2 separate regions of the Mus musculus genome follow, and region 1 is linked to region 2. The links are chromatin loops, found by intact Hi-C in ENCODE. Cell type or tissue: gastrocnemius. All regions are shown on one strand. Links, peaks and the distances in the headings refer to the core of each region. The heading gives the core; the rest is flanking DNA. Region 1 overlaps 4933406I18Rik (RIKEN cDNA 4933406I18 gene). Region 2 holds the start of Pde3b (phosphodiesterase 3B, cGMP-inhibited).

Region 1 (2,916 bases), core at 117-2,616, 92 kb before region 2:
TATATTTTTAATATGGCAAATTGAAAATTCTGGAATATTGAAGATCTATCTAAAGACAAATGCAATATTCACGATTGCCTTACAATGCTTGTTAGTATTAAAGCAGAAATAGCTTTGCAACTTACAACTGTTCTATAAATCTAGAAAATTATATAGTATTTCCCAAGAGGAAGTCCTCTGGAGTTAGGAAACACCCTTTTGGGTAGACTCTATTATGCAAATGTGTCTAATTAGATATTTACCCCGAGTGATATATAATTGTATAAACTTTTTCAGAAAAACGTGCAAATTTTATTAATAATTTTTCTCATTGAATAAAAAGCCAGATTGTTTCTAGATGATATTTTAATTTCATTTATAGATTTTAAAGAATACCTTTGATCTTCTTGAATTGTACATCCATAGAAGACAAGTGGATACAATATGCTAGATGATTTTAATAGAGCAGTCTTAGTGCCTGGCTCCATTAGCACATTCTTCATAACATCTGTAACACAATCAGGAGAAATAAATGCTTCAAACAATTTGCTGCGTCTTAAAAGAGGAGATGGTAAATGCAGATGAGGAGCTCCTGCTCACCCTACCAGATGTTATTTTCATCCTCAGGGAGTAACAGAGGCTTTCTGGACTGGTTATTAGAAACCACATTCATTGCTGAAGAGGTGGCTCAACAGAAAAGAGAACTTGCTCTTGTAGAGGCCCAGGGGTTGTGCTCCCAGCCCTCTTTGGCCTCTGTGGATGCCAGGCACACATGTGGTACATACACACACATTCAGATAAAACCCTCATACACAAAAATAAATGAATCTTTAAAAAAATTTAAGAAGAAAGCAGAGGGCCTGGTTGAGTTGGTTTCTGTTGTAAGTCATCAATCTCTTGATGGTCGTATCTGGTCTGTCTTCCTTTGATTAAGTCAGAAGTTTTCCTGTCAAGTCATCAAAGCCTACTGGGGTGGGTGGGTGGGTGGGTGGGTGGGTGGTGGTGGTGGTGTTGAATTCCATGCTGTGCACTTGGCTGGAGGGAGCTAGTGAGCAGTGAAGCATTGTTTAATTACCTCAAAAGGCACATTCAGGCTTTTCTCCGTGTCTGTCTTGTGAGCTGTTACGTCTGGCTTGTGCCTGTTAAGTGTCTTTGGAAAAGCATCCAACAGCCTGCTTCACTGAGTGAGGTGGTTTTCCAGCTGAGCCATGTGTAAATTGATCCAATCATGCCCTGGCTTCTTTTTTATCTCAGCTCAGATTCCTTCTTTGCTATTTGTATTTTCAGGCAACTTCCTGGTGTCTGTTGGCAGGGTCAGACTTGCATTCCCAAGATTTTTAATTGGAACCTGGTAGAAGATCTGGCAAAAACTTTGGCCCTGATTCTCACTACCACAAATCGAATCGTGCGTTTATTTCTGAACCAGTTACAGTCTCCCTGATTGGACAGGCCTGGATCATGTGTCTACTACTGGCTGGATAGACTAGACCTTTCCACAAATGAAAATCAAGATGTAGTTACCAGGGAAGAAGGCAGTAGGGGCAGATAGGGATAGAATTAGATTTTGTAGAATTTGAAATTTAATAATTTTTTTGTTTCCAATAAGAATAATTTAAAGGTTTAAAAATAGCTATAAATATGGATTTTGTTTAGAATCAAAAAATAAATCATAACAAGTGATCAGAAGAATTGTGAAGATTTGGGTTATTTTCTCCTTAGATCTAGTTAGGCAGTTTCCCAGAAATGCTAGCATACTCACTCTTGGTGACTAAAATCTGTTTCTTTACCACACTTGAACATTTTATGACTCCAGGCATCCAGGCAAGGGAAGGAATCTAAGGCTGAAATTCTGTGCACTTCATAATAAATTCTCTTCTGAACAGAGTGATAATATTGGCAGGTGTTCACTGCTTGAGTGCAGATTCCTTGCTTTAAAGAGTGGAGATGTATATCCCAGCAAGTCTGTCCTGGCCACCACATCTGGGAAACTCAGGTAGGTGCTGGCAGTGTGTACGATTATCATTTTGTACTTTGTGGCGCTGGCCAAAGCCAGCTGGATTTTTGCTACACTGATTTTAACAGCTCTGCACTCACGTAATTCAGTGCCGTAAAAGGCCATGTTTTACTTGGCACTGATGCTCTAATAAACTTACAGGGACCGTTGGCCCCAGGAGCCAAATGTGCCTGTACCAGCACAGCTCCTGCTGTGTTCTAGCCTCCTCCTCTCTGTCACTTCTCCTTTTTCTCCTCCTGTTCCCTCTCCCTGTTCAGTCCTTTCCTCTTACTCCCTGATTGTTTTGACAGATCATTTGGTTCAGACAGTACATCACACATGAGGCCTAAATTATGAGTAAATTCCATTGACGTCAGGGCATTTGTACGCCCAGTGAATTTTGGCTCAGTTTTTGGCATCTCTAAGCTGTGTCCATTGCAGTCCCAGACAAGCACCTTCAGGGCAACGGAGGCATTCCAGATAGTAGTATTCAGCCACAAGTACTCCCCCAGCACATGGCCTCCCATCTGGACCAGCACTCAGCATGCCATAGGCCACTGTGGGCACATCCCTGCAGCTGCTGTTGACTCTTGGAAGGAGCACAGCAAACATACTGTGACTTATCAGGGGAAACCTGCAGATGATTAACTCCGGGTTCATTATAGGGTGCATTTCCACCCAAGTGGACTCTAGGCTGGGGGTAAAAGCCTGGTTAGCAGAGAGGGCAGAGATAGAAACCAGGAGTCTGACAGTGATTTTAAATGTATTCCCTAGCAAAGGAGATATAACAGTAGGAAAGAAAAACTGAATGTAGACACACATGGACTCAGTCCTCTGCTTTTACTTCTACCTGTGTAAACCTGACAGAGGCAGGTATCTGACCTTTTTTTTTTTTTTTTTTTTGTACAGTCTTATTTCTGGAAATAGCAGTCTCTTGCTGTGGT
Region 2 (2,866 bases), core at 367-2,866:
AACATATAACAGTCATATGTTCTTGAACTTGAAGATGAGAACTAAGGAAATCTATTAGTTGTTTAAGTTTGGTAGAAGAATAATTAATTTGCCCTCTAAGAAATGCAGCCTAGTAATCTTTGACAGAGACTATAAATAGAGAAGGGAGTTATTATAAACATAGCTAGCTCATTCTTTTTGTTAAGTAAACTTCTGATTGTCTTGTCACAATCCTTACATTTTATTTCAGAATCCTCAGGCCCTGGGTTGGTGTACAGAGGGATGTGTTCTGTCTATGGGCTTTTGAGAAAGTCAGACTTTTAGACCTACAAAAATCTTGACAACAGCTAAAAGATGTTTAAAGAACTGCTAAGCAAAGCAGATTTATAAAAGTGGCTTTGAATTCTATTTTCCAGGCAATAATCCTTTGTACAGTCCTCTTCATTTATGAACAATGAAATTTTGGTTACTTTGTGGGGGTGCACAAATAATTCAAAAGTTGCTTGTATCAATTTGAAAAATGAATCCTAAAGATACCTCTATGGTTTTGGCATACAGACACTGTAGCTTTTTAAAACCACTAATAGTCTAGCCCACTAATCTTTTCATTAACATGTCTATTTTATCTCAGATGACAAGCTCAGATTTAAAAATAACAATACAATAACTTTAACTTGTTTTATAAGTTTTTATTTTAAAACAATGACCTAAAATGGTATTTTAGTAATGGTGATGCTTGTTTTGTCATGCCCTTCTATATGAACTCAAAATATGTAGGTCAAGTTTCCTATTTAGTCTTCAATTGATTCTGTGTGTGTGTTTGGGGGGTGTGTGGTCTGTGATGATTTTATGTACAGGATTTAAAAGATACTTGTTGAGTTTAGCTAAAATGAGTTTCCTCTTTTCATGTCTAGTGGAAAAAAAGATTCAGTGAATTTTTATCATTTAGGACATTTGGGTAACCATTTGAACACTCCATTAAATATTTTTTCTTTATCTAACACATAAAAAAGCCAAGGAAATTCTGGTCTTTTCCCACATTTGTCAAATTCTTGTGTTAATTCTTCAGTGATTTCTATTATGTGTGTGAATTATGACTATATATGAAAATGGTCTGCTTTAGGTCATGGCTATGGGCTTAGATTAATTGGTGAAAAATAGGTCTGTTTGTGGGATTTACCACACAGTAAGGTTTCTCATCTCCCTGGAAAAATGTGGAATTAGCTTTTTAAGAAAAGCAGGCCTGTCATGAGGTTGAAGGGAGTTTCAGTGGAGGGAAACAGTTTACACTTTCTAAGGCAGTTATGACTGGTTGGATTCCAGGGCAATCCCTTTCATTCAGCAAAGTTCTTTTCTCCAACCTTTACGTCTGTCTTTGCTAATATCACTTCTACTTTTGTCTTTCCTAGTGTACCAGTTTCACAGGTCTTTCACAGAAAACATAATTGGCTTCTTTCAAGGCCAACCCCATTCAAGTTGATAGTGGTATTAGGACTGTGGGACTCCCTTCCCTCCTTTCCCCAAAGAACACACCCCACAAAACACACCGTTGCACAGAACAAGTCTCTCACTTGGAAAGAACCTTTGGGACAGCAGGTCTATGTGAAACAGTGCATGTCTGGCAAGGATGCTAATCACAGGACTGGATATTAGTTCTTAGCCTCACTGAAAAGGGTTCTTCAGCAAGACGTGCTCGCTATCAGAGTGCACTCTCCAGGGGTCCTCCTCCCTTGAGCCCCTGAAGGGATTCAAGGCCTGCTGCTGGGCCCCAAATCTCCCTTGCCCTGGAAGCCAGATGTGACTGACAGTGTTGAGTTTCTTCATTCTGGTCTGGCCTCAGTGTTGGCTGAGCCTCCAGCTTCATGTCTCCATTCACAGTCTGAGGGCACACCATGAGCTCTCACCTCACTAGGCACTGCCCTTGGGGTCCATGTCTCCCCAAGACCTCGCAGTGACCTGAGTGGGTCTTGTATGTGACTTACCTCAAAGGGGACTGTGCTTCGGGGCGTCTCAGGACTGTGATCAGTCCCTCCCATCTGCCAAAGAGCTCGCCGCTCTGTGGCAGTCCGGGGGGTAGGGGTTCCGACTTCAGCAGTGGAGCTCTCGGTGGCCCGCGCGCGCTCCCCGAGGGGTCCAAGTCTGGCAGCCTGACGCGACGGCTGTCTCACTGGAGCGACCAGCCGGGCCGTGGGCGCGCGCTCCCCCGCGGGGTCCCGGATGCGCATCCTGACGCGGGCCGCGGCCGCCCCAGTGGCGACCGGCCGAGCTACGGGAGCGCGCGGGGCCGCCGGCGGGGCGCGCGCCCGGCAGGGGCAGCCGCGGGGGAGGAGCGCCCGATCGCGCGCCCAACGGACCAGGCTGCGGCCGTGAGGTAACTGTTGCAGCGCGCGGGAGCTGGGAGGCGACGCCGCCGTCTCCCGTCCCGAGCCGCGCTTGAGGGAAAAGGGAAGAGGCGTCCGCGGCGGTCCCGGGACACCAAGAAGCCCTTCTCGCCGCTCTCAGTGGCCGGCATGAGGCGGACGCCGCCGCCCCTCAGCCCGCGCGCCGGGGATCCCGGCCGGTGGCGGCGGCGGGCGCAGCCGTGACCGCTCTGCGAAGCTCGGGGCGCCCAGAACGCGGAGGGCGGCGCGGGGTCGGCAAGCGCCAGCGGCCCCCCGGCGGCCCGGGGCCATGAGGAAAGACGAGCGCGAGCGGGACGCGCCAGCCATGAGGTCCCCGCCGCCGCCGCCAGCCTCGGCCGCCTCGCCCCCCGAGAGCCTGCGCAACGGCTACGTGAAGAGCTGCGTGAGCCCGCTGCGGCAGGACCCTCCGCGCAGCTTCTTCTTCCACCTCTGCCGCTTCTGCAACGTGGAGCCGCCGGCGGCCTCGCTCCGCGCCGGGGCACGCC

The links. Peaks named below come from ENCODE experiments on the same cell type or tissue, not always from the same donor. Only the 100,000 strongest peaks of a DNase experiment are listed, where the experiment ranks them.
Region 1: it touches region 2 in a loop (4-fold over the local background); 7 of 42 quality-filtered maps call a loop at or near these places.

Annotation. Positions count from the first base shown.
Region 1 is chr7:114,320,765-114,323,680 of GRCm38, forward strand. 4933406I18Rik (RIKEN cDNA 4933406I18 gene) reads right to left here. Exons shown (of 4, transcript NR_029437.1): 2 at 376-487. Among named protein-coding and RNA genes, the nearest start is that of Psma1, 46 kb to the left of the region's middle. In gastrocnemius, for the core only: no CTCF peak of the experiment used is centred there; DNase peaks (open chromatin) are centred at 1,068, 2,185 and 2,435; H3K4me3 peaks cover 257 bases; H3K27ac peaks cover 2,156 bases.
Region 2 is chr7:114,412,902-114,415,767 of GRCm38, forward strand. It overlaps Pde3b (phosphodiesterase 3B, cGMP-inhibited), which reads left to right and starts at 2,353. Exons shown (of 16, transcript NM_011055.2): 1 at 2,353-2,866. The coding sequence starts at 2,650. It overlaps 4933406I18Rik (RIKEN cDNA 4933406I18 gene), which reads right to left and starts at 2,260. Exons shown (of 4, transcript NR_029437.1): 1 at 1,962-2,260. In gastrocnemius, for the core only: no CTCF peak of the experiment used is centred there; DNase peaks (open chromatin) are centred at 1,783, 2,218 and 2,666; H3K4me3 peaks cover 1,374 bases; H3K27ac peaks cover 1,247 bases.